Regions from separate parts of the Homo sapiens genome. Here region 1 is linked to region 2. A link is a loop called in an ENCODE intact Hi-C map of the cell type or tissue named here. Cell type or tissue: GM12878. All regions are shown on one strand. Each heading gives the region's core, and the rest is flanking DNA. Links, peaks and the distances in the headings are about the cores only.

Region 1 (9,294 bases), core at 3,155-7,154, 170 kb after region 2:
ACAGAATCAAGATCAAGGCAAATAGAAAAGTGCACCTAAAATGTCTCCTTTTTTTTTTTAGTAATTCCTGTAAAGTGCCACATATAGTAAAAAACTATAATTTTTAGATGCCCATGCTTCTGAAAGACAGTGAATGACCCATATGTAAATGAGAAGTTTAAGTTTAAATTATCCTTTATTTAAAAATTATCAATGGATCTTTGGTTAATGACCCCTTTCTGGACCCTAGGGTCCTCTTTAGTAAAACAGTTGTACTAATGATCATTAACACCACTTGAAGCTCTAAAATTTTACAGTTTATAATTCTACTGGAAGAAGAATAATGCAACTACAAAATACGGTTTTTCATAGATCCACAGCATTAGAGTTTCATTGCAGAATTTATATACCCTATACCTCAAGCCTAGGCAATGTACTAGAAGCAGAGATAGTGGCAAATGTAGATTGCAAAGGAAAAGGAGGAAGACTATATGCATTCTGATTAGAAAAGGTACCGAAAAACAGCCCTTGCTATTTCAAAGATTAACAGTAATTATGAAGGTAAAATTATGGAAGGAAACTTTTCTGATTTCTTCTAATTGACACTTATTAGTATAGAGTTATGAGTATGAATTGTGGGCCTCCCAAAAATAACTTTTCAAAAAAAAATCTTATTGCAGATAAGAAACTAATATAATCAATTAATTTAATTATTAATAAACTTAAGAGTCTTCATTGAGAGAGTCCTCTTCTCATCACTATCCGTCATACTTATTATGAGGCCATGATAATGATATTTTTCACATTTATTGGTTTGCAAGTTGCTTCTGATTCAACAAGATGTGCCAAGTGAAAACATAAGCATAAGTTGACAAAAAATGTGCTGCATTAACTTAGAAACATCTCTTCATATTAGTTTATGATGTGACAAAGATCCCAGGACTGAATAGAAAATGGAAGCTGTCTAAGAAGTTTGTGAAAAGTCCCTACTCTGCGGAAATAACTCAAAATTCAAGCATGATTCATCCCAGATCTATAATCATTTATTGACCATCTATTGCTTGCCAGACACTCTGCTGGATGCCAAGGACACCAACATAAATAAACATAATTTTTGTTATGCACAACCTAAATTCAGATTAAATCTGCTATTTCGAAGAAATCTAAAGTATATATTCCTAGAATAGTAACATCATTTCTATCTATATATTAGTTACCAATGGAAATAAGCCAGTAAATTAAGTGGGGGGCCCTCATAATAATGAATACGTGCCACTTAGTTTGGCATGATGTGATATTACATTATATAGTACTAAATTCTCCAAGTAACTGAGAATTTAAAAATAAAAATAAACTCCTAGAGTATAAACAGTATAATCGTTTTTCTTAAACTTAACTATTTGACTTTGCACTTTAAGAAATGGACAAGATAATGTATCTAACAAGTGAATATATAATGACACCGTTTGACTGATGAGATTAATGAGAAATAATTAGTTGCTTCATGCTCTTTGCCATTTATTCTGGGACATATCAGCAGAGCATGTGTGAATCAAAGGCTTCGTATCCAGGGATTTCTTTCTTCTGTGCTATATGCATGTAATCTGATGAGTCTCCACCTGATATGGTGGTTGACAGGGAAGAGGCCGAAGTAATATAATCATAAGTTCAATAAGCCTAATAGGGGTGGCTCTATTATTAAATCTTCAGCCTGCTTGTGAAGCAGAGGCTGCAAGCCACAGCAAATAATAATGGATTCACTCAAGCAGATGTTTCAGTAGAGAAAACCTTTCTCTGTCTTCATCTTCAACACCTGAACCAGTTCTGAGCATAACTCAGGAATTGGAACATAGAATAAGCAGGGCCTAGAAATCTAAATTAATTCCTCAAATTTTGTGATATTCAGACTAAAAGACTTCCACAAATTTCAAATTCTGAGGTAACTTTTAAGCCTTTTTTAAAAATTAGTCAAAATAATAACAAAGCATAATATATAATGTTGGTTAACTTATATAAATTAGAACAGTGATTCTAAACTTTAGTGTGTATAAGAATCACCTCGAATGCTTGTTAAATATAAAGTCCTAGACTTCTTCCCCAATGATTCTGACTGAGGACATCTAGAATAGGGTCTGGCAATCTACAGCTCAGCAGGTGTCCCTGATGACTCTAATCTGGGTAAAACGATCTGGCATCCACAGGTTCAAAACAATGGCTTTAAGAGTCCTAAAAGAACTTTAGTTGGGTAACTTCTGTATGCTAGAGGCCAGTCCAGAGATAATGAATGGACTCTGTCTTCAGGTTGCTCATTATCAGCTCCAGGGGTCAGATACAAAGACAACTAACAGTGTGAAAAGAGACAAGTACTTTGTAACCAGTATTTTTAAAGTTCTTAGGAAATACAAAGGAAGAAGCAGTTATTTCTGCCAGGAGTCATGGAGGAAAGTTGAGTGTTATTTTCTGAGAAAAAGAATTCCAAAGATGTGGCATATATGCTCTAATTCAGTTACTAATACTTATATATTATTCTTTTTTTTTTTGCCATCATTCTGTTTACATTGACTTTTCATATGTTTATGGAACCCAGTGTTGCTTTTGAGTTTTGATCTATGTGTAGGTTTCTATTTTATTGTTAGTATCTTCATGTTTATTTTAAAGAAAACTCAAAGTCCTAAAATTGACCGTTGCACCAGCTTATTTACAACCCCACTTTAGCCAGCTTTATTGTGGATTCTGTCTTGTACTAGCATTGTACTCTGAGGTACTAAAAGACTGGCACTATGCTATGTGAACGTTTTTGGCTTAAAACATTTAATTTGTTTTCTGATTTGGGTACAAAGATGCTGTTGATCCAAGGTGGGTATTCTCACATTGTAACATTCTACCATTAAATATCATACTTCAAGGTGGCCACATAATGATAAAGCAAACTATTTTATCTACAACTGCTTCAATAGTTTGCTGAGGAAATTGGATTTGAGATAGTTTACATCAGCGGTCCAGCAACTTTTGAAATTTGAAAAAAAAAATTTAAGGGATACAGAATGAATGTGCAGCCAAATATTTTCCTCTACAGTATGAGCATGAACTCTTTTTCCATTTTATAATACCTTTATGTTGAATTCTTGAGACATATCAAAGGATTAAAAAAAAGAAGAAAAACCGTAGACCCAGAATCAACCTTATTTTCTCAAATGCCAAAAGAACTTATGATTGTAGGGTACAAAATTCTAATATTAAAATTTCAGTACACTTAAAGAATATATATGATTAGTACTTTAACACACAGGCACACAGATATAGATGATATGTTTAAATATTCTATATTACCCTATTAATCTTTTTTGAGTAAATATTGTCCTACTTCAATTTTTGACAAAATGAATTATTCTATTAAATAATTAAAGCTTACCCAGTGGGAAAGATTTCTGTCCCAGAAATGTCAAAGCGGTTAATTAGTTTCTCTGATCTGTAGTCTATATTTAGTAAAGAATATGCCCTCCATGAAATTAAATGAATTGCGCACAGCAGCCAGGGACACAGGAGAAGGCAGGCTCAGGCCCACAAATCAACTCCAGAGTGACTTCTGGGACTGTCCCAGGTCAGAGGAGCCTTTATCCTTCCCTGACCTCAGCTTACTTGCCTAAGACTCAGGTGACACTAGACCATATCAGGAGGAAGAGGGAAGGAGGAAGTACAACCGGCAGGATGATTCTTTTTAATATACTAATTACTGAAGAAATAACAATTCAGTAGGGCCAGGCTTGGTGGCCCATGCCTGTAATCCCAGCATTCTGGGAAGCCAAGGCGGATAGATTGCTCGAGCTCAGGGGTTCCTGACCAGCCTGGGCAACATGGCGAAAACCCGTCTCTACAAAGAATACAAAAATTAGTCGGGCATGGTGGTGCATGCCTGTAGTCTTAGCTAGTCAGGAGGCTGGGGTGGGAGGATTGCATGGGCCTGGCAGTGAGCTGTGTTCAAGACACTGCACTCCAGCCTGGGTGACAAAGTGAGACCCTAGTGAGACCCTGTCTCAAAAATTAAACAAACAAACAAATGAAAAAACAACTTAAGAAAGGACTTCAAATGTTTAATGACTATATTTTCATCTACAAACATACATTTTTCTATGAATAGCAATATCAACCTGAAACTAGAATTCTGAAGATTAAATCAGATAGGAGAGAAGAATAGTGCAAGAGAGCCTTGAGTCACTTTGACCAGTAAAGAGCTGAAATAAATGGAGTCCGTTTCAAAATGTGTTATATTTTACTATGGTCATCATAATATAAAAGGAAACATATGAGAGAAAAATGTGATAGAATTCTTTCTGTTTTAGCCTGTTCCCCAAGTGTTTTAAATGTACTAAAAAATCTTCCCTTTTATAGTGTCCATGCTGGCACCTCCATCATGATGTCACTTATAGGTATATCTGTTGCCAGATCAGCAATCAGCAATTCCAAAAGTGATGTTCACCCATGTGTGGAGGTACCAGAAGGCCATGGCTCAGAAGCTAAAAAAATCAGTGCTACACAGGTGTGGTATAATGAAGAGAAGATCAGAGGGGATCCAGAGTCTGATGAAGCGTATTTGAGGGTTAATAGGGAGAAAATCTCCTAATCAATGATGTTAACTCTTAACAAAAGAGAACTTCACTGGTTGAATTACAATAGCAGATAGGAGGGTAAAAATAGCAACTTGAGATTGTTAAACCTGTGTTTGTAAGTTACATAAATAACAACAATACCTGAAGTTAGACCCCAATGAATTCATTTCTACTAGATATGCTGGATAACAAAAAGAATTTTCTGAATCAAACCTAATAAACTACAATTTCCAAAGCACCAACTATATGCAAGATGCTATGCAAGTTGTAGTGGAAAACTTAAAATAATAAGAGCAGAAAACGTGGTCCCAGTCTTTGGGGGGGGATTTTTAAAAACTTATGAAACAGGATTGACTACATGTCAAATGAAAGAGCCACATAGATGGGGAGACTCTCATGCCCTAAATGGAATCATGTTGTTTGACCTAGTTGTATACTGGTATGATTTGGGAAACTTTTCATTCACTCTTTACACAATGAAAGACTAGTTTTCTTCCTAGTTCGCCAACAAAGTAAATAAAAAGAATACATTATCATTGCCTTACAATTCTAAAAGCAGAACAATATCTTCTATGTGAAACAGAAGGCTAGATCAAAATAAATTTCAGTGTCAAAAGCAAAGGAGGTCTTTAAAGGAAGTGAAAAAATCAAGTTAATTCACTTCTTAATTACTGGCCTTAAAGAAATAAATTGAATATCTTGAAAAAATAACTCAAAAAGCACCTCAGTTTCACGAGCAAATGCAAATTAAAAAAACCACAACCACAACCAACCAACACCAATCAGAGTGGTGCTCCTTGTGTGCCCTTTCTGAGGATTGGTAGAAACTGCATTTTTTAATCTCGGCTTTCATGTTTGTCCAAGATCTTTAAAGGGAGGGGAAAAAAGAGAGAGAGAGGCAGGCACTGTATAAAAGAAGCTTCCTTGAGGTTTCTAAAATTTATACAAAAACATCATATGTAAGTAAACTCACCAGATTTGGCATCTGCTCTTTGGTGATGGACCCAGAAGAAACTTCAGTTTATTTGGATTATTACTATGCTACGAGCCCAAACTCTGACATCAGGGAGACCCACTCCCATGTTCCTTACACCTCTGTCTTCCTTCCAGTCTTTTACACAGCTGTGTTCCTGACTGGAGTGCTGGGGAACCTTGTTCTCATGGGAGCGTTGCATTTCAAACCCGGCAGCCGAAGACTGATCGACATCTTTATCATCAATCTGGCTGCCTCTGACTTCATTTTTCTTGTCACATTGCCTCTCTGGGTGGATAAAGAAGCATCTCTAGGACTGTGGAGGACGGGCTCCTTCCTGTGCAAAGGGAGCTCCTACATGATCTCCGTCAATATGCACTGCAGTGTCCTCCTGCTCACTTGCATGAGTGTTGACCGCTACCTGGCCATTGTGTGGCCAGTCGTATCCAGGAAATTCAGAAGGACAGACTGTGCATATGTAGTCTGTGCCAGCATCTGGTTTATCTCCTGCCTGCTGGGGTTGCCTACTCTTCTGTCCAGGGAGCTCACGCTGATTGATGATAAGCCATACTGTGCAGAGAAAAAGGCAACTCCAATTAAACTCATATGGTCCCTGGTGGCCTTAATTTTCACCTTTTTTGTCCCTTTGTTGAGCATTGTGACCTGCTACTGTTGCATTGCAAGGAAGCTGTGTGCCCATTACCAGCAATCAGGAAAGCACAACAAAAAGCTGAAGAAATCTATAAAGATCATCTTTATTGTCGTGGCAGCCTTTCTTGTCTCCTGGCTGCCCTTCAATACTTTCAAGTTCCTGGCCATTGTCTCTGGGTTGCGGCAAGAACACTATTTACCCTCAGCTATTCTTCAGCTTGGTATGGAGGTGAGTGGACCCTTGGCATTTGCCAACAGCTGTGTCAACCCTTTCATTTACTATATCTTCGACAGCTACATCCGCCGGGCCATTGTCCACTGCTTGTGCCCTTGCCTGAAAAACTATGACTTTGGGAGTAGCACTGAGACATCAGATAGTCACCTCACTAAGGCTCTCTCCACCTTCATTCATGCAGAAGATTTTGCCAGGAGGAGGAAGAGGTCTGTGTCACTCTAAAGGGAACTGTGACATTTCAAGCTCTGTTGGTGGGTTTAGGAGTTAATTTTTGTCAGCAACAAAGAAGGAAGTGTTAATGATAGGATTCACATTGCTTCATAGATGCAAGGAAGAGTTCATTTTTAAAGAGAGGACTGAAAAATCCCTGTGTTGTGGATATAATTAGGCCATGTGCTGTTTTCTCAGCTAAGCAGCCTTCTTCGACCCTTGCCAATCAAGTCCACCAGACAAAATCCAATTCCCATCTGTCCTTGAACTCCTGGATAAAGGCTCCTGCTTGAACCAGTCCCTTTCTTCATGATTGTTAATGCACATTTGGGCCTTTCCTCTCTCAAAAACCATGGTACCTTCATCCCCACCACCCTTCATACTGGGCTCTAAATTGGACTACATTTAAATGATTCTGCCTACTTTCATCTGATGAGAAATGCAGTAACAATGCAGGTAACAAAAATATAATATACCTGCACTGTGCAATTAATTGTTTCTGAGTTACTAAGCTAGATTCTGACCTCAATCTTTAAAGCTTTGTATCGTGATTCTTCATCATCTTCCAACATTGTGCTTCATCCTATGCCTATTCACAATGGCTTTGGACTGGCAAAAAAAAACTCATGGGGATTTTGTATTGTGTTTATGATTTGGGACTTACTTTATCATATGGTCTTCTAGTATTTTAATACATAAGCATATGGCAGGATTCAACATCTATTTGCTTTATAAGATATTGATAAAAATGTATCTCATTCATAATGGTGTAGCAACTACTTTTTAATGGGGTTTTACTATGCTCTTTTGTTTCCATTGGCTTTATAAATTAGGATTTGACTTTGCTTTAATTACATGTTTTTAATTACCCAGTTATCTAGTTATCAAATGAAAATGTTATTACTAATATAATTGGAACTCATAAAATGCTTAGCTGTACCCCGATGCAGATTATCATTTTGTATTTTAATTAAAATGTTAGTGCTACACATTCCCTATAGTATCATTTGCTTGGTGCCTATAATTTCAAGATAAGATCCAGTAATATAGGGAGACAGGCTGCTCTGTATTCAGCCAAAGTAGAAAATCTCTAACAAAGATCTCACTAGTATTTTATATATATTTTTTCCATACCCAGAAACCTTCTTGAATTCCTTTACCCAATAAATATTTATTGAGTCAATTTGTACCTATATTCCTTTTGAAGACTTTGATGTGAAAAACATGTAATTAGTGGCAACCACAAAAGACTCTGCAGCAGCAAGCATGCTATTGTAAACATCTTTTGATTCAAGGGAAAGCGGGTTATGTTTTTACCTCCACTGTTGACTTGAATGAATTACCATTTTACTTCTAAATATTAGATTTGAAAATCAGAAAAAACTTAGAATCCTTTCAAAGACTAGCCAATTTAATTTCATCTCATGTATCTTTCACATGAAGAGAAACCTCAAATATCGGACATCTCCTTGTAGCCTAATTAGAAGCTGAAAATACAGTTTTTGGTTTTATAAATTGGCTAACTTGTTAATTTTTCTTAAACTGTTATTAAATAAAAATATAATTTCCTTACATAAGTATTCTTCTGGACTGTATTAATTTCTAACAACATATTAATATTAATACTAATTCTAATAAACTTTTAGTAAATTATTATGGTTATAGAAGAAAAGACCATGTAAATAATAACAAATAAATATTCTTGGAAAACTTCAAAACTAAATTCAATGCAATTGAATAGATCTCCAAAAGTTAAACAAAAACAAAATACAGAAGGTAGAAGACACACATTTCTTTAAAACAAATCGGCAAAAGCACTGTTACTAATCATGAAACTTACTGCCTTTGAAAAATACTGCCTTTAAAAAATAGCTGAATCAATCAGCTAAGTTATTGGTTGGGAAAGCAGAAAACCTGTGCTATTAATTTTAGCTTCACCCTTAATGTTGTGATACTAGTAAGGTCATTTTAACCTTTCATACTTAAATGTAGTTGGTAATATCTATGTCTATAGAATTATCAAGGATACTGTAAAAATAATAAATATAAATAAAGTTTTAAATGTGGAGTAAAAAGTTACTTTATAAAGTGATTTGATTTCTATTATTAATTATTGACTACTCCTTACAAATTTTCAAACTAACATCAAATAATACTTAATCATTCTCATTTTTAAAATATTGAGATTTTATTTCTACTTCTTCACTTTAATTTTGCTGAGAATATTTAAAATAACACCAAATAAAAATATGTATTATTGGTTTTTTAGTACTTTAAATAGATATAATAATTGTAGGCTTTAATAAAATCTTAGTTTATTTTACATTCATAATGTACCAGTTGTGAAAGAAAAAAATAGATATAATTTTATAGGTAGTACAACTCTAATAGAAAAAAGTTCAAAGCTTGATTAAGTTCACATGTTATTTTGTCATATATGGATTCTGCTGGTATGAAATGTAATTTACATTATAATAGCATTAAAAAGTTTATTACAAATTAGTTGTCTGACATTTTGCATATTTTTAAAATCATAGGCTGGGTGCAGTGGCTCACGCCTGTAATCCTAGCACTTTGGGAGGCCGAGGCAGGTGGATCACAAGGTCAGGAGTTCAAGACCAGCCTGACCAACATAGTGA
Region 2 (9,294 bases), core at 3,083-7,082:
TTTCAGAAAACTGACCTGAGAGACACATGTGGATTACTTTAGAGTGGAAAAGACTAGAAGCAAACTAATTGCAGTAATTTATATTTAAGGTAATGAAGTTTTATTTAGATAAGATTGCAAGAATGAAAAAAAATGAAAAGGAACACACACACACATACACAGACATATACAGACACAGACACACACATACACACATGCAAAGAGGCTCACCTACAAAATATTCTATTTTGCAGAATAATTAATTGTGACTTATAACAAATTGGACAGAGTAGATTAAGGTCTACTTTAGCCAGAAGCATAATTAAGTTCCTTTTCATTCTTGAAGGCATCAACCATGTTATTGGCTATGTATTATATATAACTACAGTTTACATATTAACACTCATTAAACATTTTAAAACATATTAATAATGACATTGTTTTATTTTTGAGTAATGGTAAGCTGTACCAATATTTTATGTGTTTATTGACCATTTTTACTTTTATGAATTGTCATTTTTGTTTTGTCTGTTTTATTTCTTATTTATATCATTGTTTACAGAGAAAAGACATCACAACTATTTGTGGCAAATAATTCTTCTGTGGGTTGATAGTCTTAGTATTTGTTTCTGATATTTATAAATATTTTAATTTAATATACTCATATTTACTTATTTTTTCTATGATCTCTTTCATGCATTTCATCCAGAATTTCTTTTTTAATCCAGTCTACTATTAACCAATATTTCTTTTTCTCCTTTTCTTATTTCTCTTCTTCTCCTTCTCCCTATTTTCCTCCTCCTTCCTTTTTTGATATTTTAAATTTTTGCAACTTGACTCTTGATTCTTCCTGGAATTTATTTAGTATATGGCATATTAAAGATATAACTTTATTTGGCTGTTTCTCTAAAAAATATTTATAAACTAATTTAATTCAAATAAACACTCAGGAGAACTTCTTTGGGAACCTGGCAAAATGAATTTAAAATTTTTTCATATTCTAGATTTTTCTAGAAAATAAAAAAAATACCTTATGTGTTATATATTAAAATATATGATAAAATTCCAATAATGATAACAGTTTGGTTTTAAATCAAGAATCAATAAACAAACCAACAGAACAAATCAGATTGTTCAAAAGTAAACTCTCATATAAAATAAGAAGGGCATCACAAATAACAAGGAAATAAAGGATTGTTCAGTAGCCGTGGGACAACTGGGTAACTATCTCTTCCATTCATGTTAAAATGTATATCTTCCTGTCATTTAGATATATATTTGTAGACAAAATTTGTATTTCCTTCATTTTTCATAGTTTGATTTTTAATATACAGCAACCAACTGGAATTTATTTTATAATGTTATAAAGTGAGAATTAAAATTTGATTTATGGCTAACCAGTAGTCCCAGAAGCATTTATTGACAAACTCTTCTCTAACTGATTTCTTATGTCTCCTTTTTGTACATTTATGCTCATACATTCACATGTACATGCATACACAGAGAGGTCTATTTCTAGCCCGTTTGTACAACAAAAACAAGACGGTTCTAGTTCGTACACTTCTGTCTCAGGAGGGAAGATGGACATTTTAAAAGGCAATCAAACTAAAAAGCTATAAGTTATAATTGAGGAAGACTCTTATGCTTCTACCTAAAGTCTATTGTTAGGGTTCTATAACATTTATATATAAAATATCTATTCACTCTATTCTTTCTTTCTATGTGACCTCATCTATTTTTTTTTTTTTGGCCTTTAATTTCATCAATATGAAGATGGCTCAGAATGTATATTTCCACCTCTGATATCCTCCCTGCTCTCCAGTCTCACATGTGCAACTGCCTACTTCACATAATTACTTAAATGTTGCAAAGACATCTCAAATTCAACATGATCAAAGCACAAGTCTTGAATTTCCCACTAAACATGGTCCTCCCCTGGTCTTCTCCATTATGATGGTCACATCCTCCAACCAGCTGGGCAAGGCAGAAATTAAGAGAACCCCACACAACTCTGTCTCCTATCACAACCAAACTTTCATGATATCTGTCAACTTAGTCTCTGAAGTCTATCTTAAATGTGCCAAATCTCTCCACTTACACCACATGTACATAATTTCATCTCTCACCTGAACAATATCATTAGCTTCAAACTCGTCTCTGTGCTTTTGCTCCTTTTTATTTTTTAATGTATATTTACAATACGATTTAAAAATAGTACTAAAAGGTGAATTCCAAAAACTACAGTCTCTTGCCTACCATGACTTAGGTATTTCATCCACAACAACCTTCTAATTTTTTAAACGATTTCTCTGAAAATTTATCCTTATATTTCTCAGTATCAGTTTTAATCATATTAATCAATTTCCCATTACAGTAAATGAATATTAAGTTATTTATTAAACACCTCCCCTTCCCTTCATTCTTGATGATATAACATAATTTTTTTTTTTTGAGATGGAATGTCACTCTGTTGGCCAGGCTGGAGTGCAATGGCATGATATCGGCTCATTGCAACCTCTGCCTCCCAGGTTCAAGCAATTATCCTGCCTCAGTCTCCCAAGTACCCAGGACTGCAGGCACATACCACTGTGCCCAGCTAATTTTTTATATTTGTTTCTAGAGACGGGGGTTTCACCATGTTGACCAGGCTGGTCTTGAACTCCTGACCTCGTGATCTGCCTGCCTCAGCCTCCCAAAGTGCTGGGATTACAGGCATGAGCCACTGTGCCCGGCCCAACAAAATTTTTTATAATTCAATAACGACTTTTTATGAGGGACATGCAAATACAAGAACTAGTTTACCATGCTTATATTTCTTTTTCTTTACACCTGTAAATTTTTTTAAAGTTAATAAAAACTTCATATTCCTATTTGCTCATTCACATCCATTATGTATCCATCAAATTAATCAACCATATTAAATAATCATGAGTTCTTTTTTTACCCTGGAGACTTCTTTTCTGGTGGCCTCCACCCTCCTGCTCCAGTCTGGACAATTTGCTCTCTAGACCCAATATTCAGCCGTCCTGCTGAGACTTTTATTTTTGATTTCCTGTTTTAAGTAACTCAGTATTCAAGCTCTCCATCTTTCTCTTAATTGTTCATTCCCTCTTTTTGCTGACTGCTCTTTGGCAATTTTTTTCCACATGATTAATAATTTGATTTCTTTAAAATTCTAGGTTATAAATAATTTTTCTTCTGAACGCTGAAGTTATGCTTCCTTTATACTCTAGCATGATCTGCTGCTTTGGAGAAATTGCACGTTATTCTGATTCCCATTCTATTGTTTACCTGGAAACATTTAGAATATTTTCTTTATCTCTGACTTTGTGAAGTATCGGAATGAAAAAATTTAGCAATGTTGTCATCACTTTTTCTAGATAGTAGTGGAGTCTTGTTTCACTCGTTCTTCCCGCTTAGCTGTCTTTTCTTTTCCTTTCCTTTGCCTTGTCTTTTCTCCCTCTTTTCTTTCCTCCCTGCTTCCCTCCCTTTTTTTCTCTCTAAAAATTCAAAGTTTTACTTCCTTAATTAAGGCAATCCTGAATGTACAAGACAGATAAAATTTACATAGAAAGAGGAGAATAAATAAATTACCAGTTTTCAGAATCATAAATGTTTTCTTAATGACTGTGAAAACATTAACAATTTAAAAGTTGCCGTTATGAACTCAGCTTTTGTTTTCTGGAAAAGTCTTCATTTCTCCCTCATGTTTGAAGGATATTTTTACTGGACACACTATTCCAGGGTAAAACTTTTTTTCCTTCAGCACTTCAAATATGTCATTCTACTCTCTCCTGGTCCTAAGGTTTCCTCTGGAAAGTCTGTTGCCACACCTATTGTATCTCCTTTGTATGTTATTTGTTTCTTTTTGCTTGCTGCTTTTAAGAATCTTTTTTTTAATCCTTGACCTTTGGGAATTTGATTATTCAGTGCTTTGAGGTAGTCTTCTTTGGTTTAAATCTGCTTAGTGTTCTATAACCTTCTTGTAATTAGATATTGATATATTTCCCTAGGTTTGAGATGTTCTCTGTTATCCTTTTGAATAAACTATCTACCCCATCTCTTTCTGTATTCCTTTTTAAGTCAATAACTCTTAGATTTGCCCTTTTGAAGTTGTTTTCCAGATCCTGTTGTTGTACTTCATTATTTTTATTAATTTTTTTTACTTTTCTCTCCTGACTGTACATTTTTAAATGGCCTGTCTTCAAGCTCACTAATTCTTTCTTCTGCTTGATCAATTCTGCTATTAAAGGACTCTAATGCATTTTTTAGTATGCCAATTGCATTTTTCAGCTTCAGAATTTCTGCTTTTTAAAAACTGTTTGAATCTGTTTGTTAAATTTTTCTGATAGAATTCTGAATTCCCTCTCTGCATTATCTTGAATTTCTTTGCATTTCCTCAACACAGCTACTTTGAATTCTCTGTCTGAAAGGTCACATATCTCTGTTTCTCCAGGATTGGTTCCTGGTGCCTTATTTTGTTCATTTGGTGGGGTCATGATTTTCCAGATGGTGTTTATGCTACTAGATGTTTGTCAGTGTCTGGGCATTGAAGAATTAGGTATATTGTAGTCTTTGCAAGTCTGGGCTTGTTGGTACTAGTACTCCTTGAAAAGGCTTTACAGATATCTACGAGGACATGGATGTTTTGATATAAGTTTTATCTGCTTTGGAGGACACCCGAAGCCCACTAATGCTGTGGTTCTTGCAGACTTGTAGAGTTATCACCTTGATTGTCTTGGACAATATCCAGAAGAGTTCTCTGAATTACCAGACAGAGACTCTTGTTCTCTTCCCTTGCTTTCCTCAAACAGATGGAGTCTCTCTCCCTCTCAGTTCTGAATTTGAAGTTGGGGATAGGGTGACACAAGAACCCCTGTGGCCACCACCACTAGGACTGTGCTGAGTCAGACCTAAAGCCAGCACAGCCCTGAGTCTCACCCAAGGCCTGATGTAACAACCCCCTGGCTACCACTTTTGTTTGCTCAAGGTCCTGGGGCTCTACAATCAACAGATGGCAGCACAAGCCAGGCCTGTGTCTTTCCCTTCTGGGTGATGAGTTCCCCTAGGCTCTTAGAGAGTTTTAGAGGTGCTGGCCCTGGGAGGGTTGAGAGGTGCTGTTCAAAAGGCAGGGACTGGAGTCAACAACTTTAGAAGTCTACCTGGTATTCTATTGTTCTGATGCTAAACTGAAACTCAAATCACAAGATACAGTTCTTCTCACTCTTCTCTCCCCTTTTTAAAGGCAGAGGAGCCTCACTCTGTGGCTACCACCACCATAGGCCCATGGGGAATACTGCCAGACTACTGTTGATATTCTCTTAAGGCCCAAGGGCTTTGAAGTCACCTTGTGGTAAATGCTGCTTGGCCTGGGACTCACCCTTCTGGTCAGTGGGTTCCTCTCTGGCCCAGGGCAGGTCCAGAAATGCCATTCAAGAACCACGTTCTAGAATCAGGGACTCCAAGAGCCCACTTCATGCTTTACCCACCTGTGGCCAAGCTGGCACTTAAGCTGCAAGACAAATCCCCTTACTTTTCTCTCAGCTTTCCTCAAGCGGAAAAAAATCTTGCCCCATAGCTGCCACAGCTGGAAATGTGTTGAGTCTCACCTGAAGTCTGCAAGTCTCACAGTCTCACCCAAGGCCTTTGATGTGTACCTGTGTATCGCTGCTGGCATTTAGGGCCCAAATGCGCTTCAGCTTGTTGATGATGAATGCTGCCCAGGCTGGCAGCATTCCTTTAAAATCCTTCCTTTAAAGGTAGTGGATTCCCTTTTGGCCCAGGATGTGTCTAGGAATGTCATCCAGGAACCAGGCCCTGGAAAAAGGGCCTCACATCTCTGACCAGTACACTAACTTATGTGGCTGGGTTGGTATTTAAGATGTAAGACAAAGTCCCCCTTACTCTTCCCTCTCCTCTCCTCAAGTGGAAGAAAGGAATCTCTTTTAGAGCCATGAGCTGTGCAGCCTGGGGTTACTGGAAGGGTGATGATGCCAGCACTCCCTTATCCATCCTGACTGGTGTCTGAGTAGGTTGTGTGACCCCCGCATTCCACTGCCTCTGAGCCAAGTTCAGCACTAGGACTTGCCTCCAAGTTTCAGTGCCTGTGGCCTAGACATCCTTTCAAATTTATTAGGTCCCCATAGCACTTTAGCCTGTGGTGGCAAGGCTTGTGAGAACTCAAGGTCTGACCACTGGGATCCACGACTCTCCTCTGGCTAGTGCTCGTTTAAATGCTCTCTCTGAGGGCAGGCATCAGCTGAGTTGGTCTGGTTTTGCTTTCTGTTATAACAGGTCATCACTGAGTTCAATGCCTCACAATAGTTTCACTCTTCTTCTCCCCAAGACACAACAATGTTCTCTGTACCAAGCCACTGCCTTGAGAGGAGTGTGTGTGGAGGAGGGGTGGCATTGGCACTTGAAGAGTGTTTTTTCTATCTCATCAGTGCCTCTTTCAGTGGCATGAAGTTAAAACCAGGTACTGTGTGTACTCACCTGATTTTTTGTTCTAATGAAGGTGCTTTTTTGTTAGATAGTTGTTAAATTTGTGTCCTTGGGAAAGGATGATGATCAAGGAAGCCTCTTATTCCACCATCTTGCTTCTAAGTACTTAATTTGAGGTTACAAATGGATTCAGAGTTCAATTACTTACCCTAGGAAATAGTTGTCACATTGCAAGTAGTTATAATTTTCAACAAATACTAGAATGGAAGTCAGCATATATAAGTTACTTCCATTCAAAATTTGTGAAAAATTTCTGGAATCCTGAGCATAACCTTGCAAAATCAGTCATATTCTAAGTTTGAAACTATTAATCCCTTTTAAATCAACACTATCTGTGAGAAGTAAATCGCATGTTTGAATATTATTCTCAACTTCCTTTGAATTCATTCAAAAGATTATATTGAATATGGATTCACATGGGATTTTTATGTTCTAATGAAGAAAATTTTTATATTTACTGATGGAAATTTTAATTTTAAATTTAAATGTTTTAATTAAAATTTTAAAAACTTTCTCTCAAGTTCTCAGAAATAGAGTATCTGTATGATGGTGATTTTTCTATCTCTGGTTGAAAATAAGTCTATTTTTACTGAAATGCCTATGGATTTAAATTTTTCATGTAGTTTGCTTAATTGCTCATCATATATGACAGCGCCATTTCTGACTGTATTGATTAAATCAAGTTGCTTTTCACCCTAGTATTATTTCTTGTCTTATTTGTTAGAAATTCCACCAATCTGCAGTGATTTCAATGAATGTTGTTGATGTGTTCATAGCATTCACAGAAAGTGATGCTCATCATGCATAAGTGAGGCAGAAAGTAGTGAAAATTCCTAATAGCTAAACAAAGCTATTAGGTGAAGGGGTGGCCTGCCCCTCCACACCTGTGGGTATTTCTAGTCAGGTGGGACGAGAGACTGAGAAAAGAAATAAGACACAGAGACAAAGTATAGAGAAACAACAGTGGGACCAGGAGGACCGGCACTCAGCATACCAAGGACCTGCACCGACACCGGCCTCTGAGTCCCCTCAGTTTTTATTGATTATTATTCTCATTATTTCAGCAAAAAGGAATGTAGTAGGACAGCAGGGTGATAATAAGGAGAAGATCAGCAAAAAACATGTGAGCAAAAGAACCTATGTCATAATTAAGTTCAAGGGAAGGTACTATGCCTGGATGTGCACGTAGGCCAGATTTATGTTTCTCTCCACCCAAACATCTCAGCGGAGTAAAGAATAACAAGGCAGCATTGCTGCAAACATGTCTCGCCTCCCACCATAGGGTGGTTTTTCTCCTATCTCAGAATTGAACAAATGTACAACCGGATTTTATACCGAGACATTCAGTTCCGAGGGGCAGGCAGGAGATGGTGGCCTTCCTCTATCTCAACTGCAAGAGGCTTTCCTCTTTTACTAATCCACCTCAGCGCAGACACTTTACGGGTATTGGGCTGGGGGACGGTCAGGTCTTTCTCATCCCACGAGGCCATATTTCAGACTATCACATGGGGAGAAATCTTGGACAATACCCTGCTTTCAAGGGCAGAGGTCCCTGCGACTTTCCGCAGTGCATTGTACCCCTGGTTTATTGAGACTAGAGAATGGTGATGACCTTTACCAAGTATACTGCTTATAAACATTTTGTTAACAAGGCACAGTCCTAGATCCCTTAAACCTTGATTTCATATAACACATGTTTTTGTGAGCTCCAGGTTGGGTCAAAGTGGCTGGGGCAAAGCTACAAATTAACAACATCTCAGCAAAGCAATTGTTTAAAGTACAGGTCTTTTTCAAAATGGAGTCTCTTATGTCTTTCCTTTCTATATAGACACAGTAACAGTCTGATCTCCCTTTCTTTCCCTACGAAAATTCCTAATAGCTAAACAAAAATATCTTTTCATCACTTAAAAGTAAAAACATGAAAGAAAACTAATTTATACACCTATCCACCTATCTGCTATGCACTACTAGACTTTTTATATATATAAACTACCGATTAGGCCTTAATTCTTACACATTTCCTCAGTAGAAATCTCGTATCTTGAAATCCTGAATGTCTTGCCCAAATTCATTCAGCTCATCTGGATAGAGATAGACTTTGAATCAATATTGCCTTTTCTTTACATCCTTTGGAGTTTAGAAAAAGGATAACTTTTGTTTCATTAATCTTTTCTGTTATTTTATTATCAAATTCATTTATTTTGCTCCAATCTTATTTCTTTTCTTCTAATAATTTTTGGTTTCATTTTCTGTTGCTTTTCTAGATCTTTAAGATGCATCATTAAGTTGTTTATGGGAAACTTTCTACTTTTTTGATACAGCCACGTATTGCTATAAACTTTCCTCTTACACCACTTTTGCTATATCCCATGGGTTTTGATACATTGTTTCTATTTTTATTTATTTTGAGAAATTTCTAAATTTTCCTTTTAATTTCTTCATTCATTTAATGTTGTTTAGGACCACATTGTTTAATTTTCATTTGTTCGTAGAGTTTCCGAAGTTCCTCTTGTTATTGATTTTTTGTCTTATTCCATTGTGGTCAGAATATATACTTAATATAACTTCTTTAAAAAAACTGAGACTTGTTTTTTGGCCTAACATGTGGTCTAAGCTTGAGAATATTCCATGTGCTGAGGAGAAGAACATGTATTCTACAAGCTGTTAGATAAAATATTCTGTAAATGTCTATTAGGTCCATTTGATCTATAGTGCAGTTAAATCTGATATTTCTTTGCTAATTTTATGTTTAGATGGTGTGTCCAATTCTGGGATAGGATGTTGAGGTACCAGGTATTATTATATCTGTCT

The links. Peaks named below come from ENCODE experiments on the same cell type or tissue, not always from the same donor. Only the 100,000 strongest peaks of a DNase experiment are listed, where the experiment ranks them.
Region 1: it touches region 2 in a loop (6-fold over the local background); 2 of 110 quality-filtered maps call a loop at or near these places.

What each region holds. Positions count from the first base shown.
Region 1 is chr3:98,526,450-98,535,743 of GRCh38, forward strand. It overlaps GPR15 (G protein-coupled receptor 15), which reads left to right and starts at 5,529. Exons shown (of 1, transcript NM_005290.4): 1 at 5,529-8,232. The coding sequence starts at 5,585. The coding sequence ends at 6,667. RefSeq lists an enhancer at 1,916-2,459 and a silencer at 5,390-5,549. In GM12878, for the core only: no CTCF peak of the experiment used is centred there; a DNase peak (open chromatin) is centred at 5,405; H3K4me3 peaks cover 3,850 bases; H3K27ac peaks cover 4,000 bases.
Region 2 is chr3:98,355,214-98,364,507 of GRCh38, forward strand. No RefSeq gene overlaps it. Among named protein-coding and RNA genes, the nearest start is that of OR5K4, 6.0 kb to the left of the region's middle. RefSeq lists an enhancer at 5,161-5,220. In GM12878, for the core only: a CTCF peak has its summit at 4,990 (motif pointing right); DNase peaks (open chromatin) are centred at 4,998 and 6,318.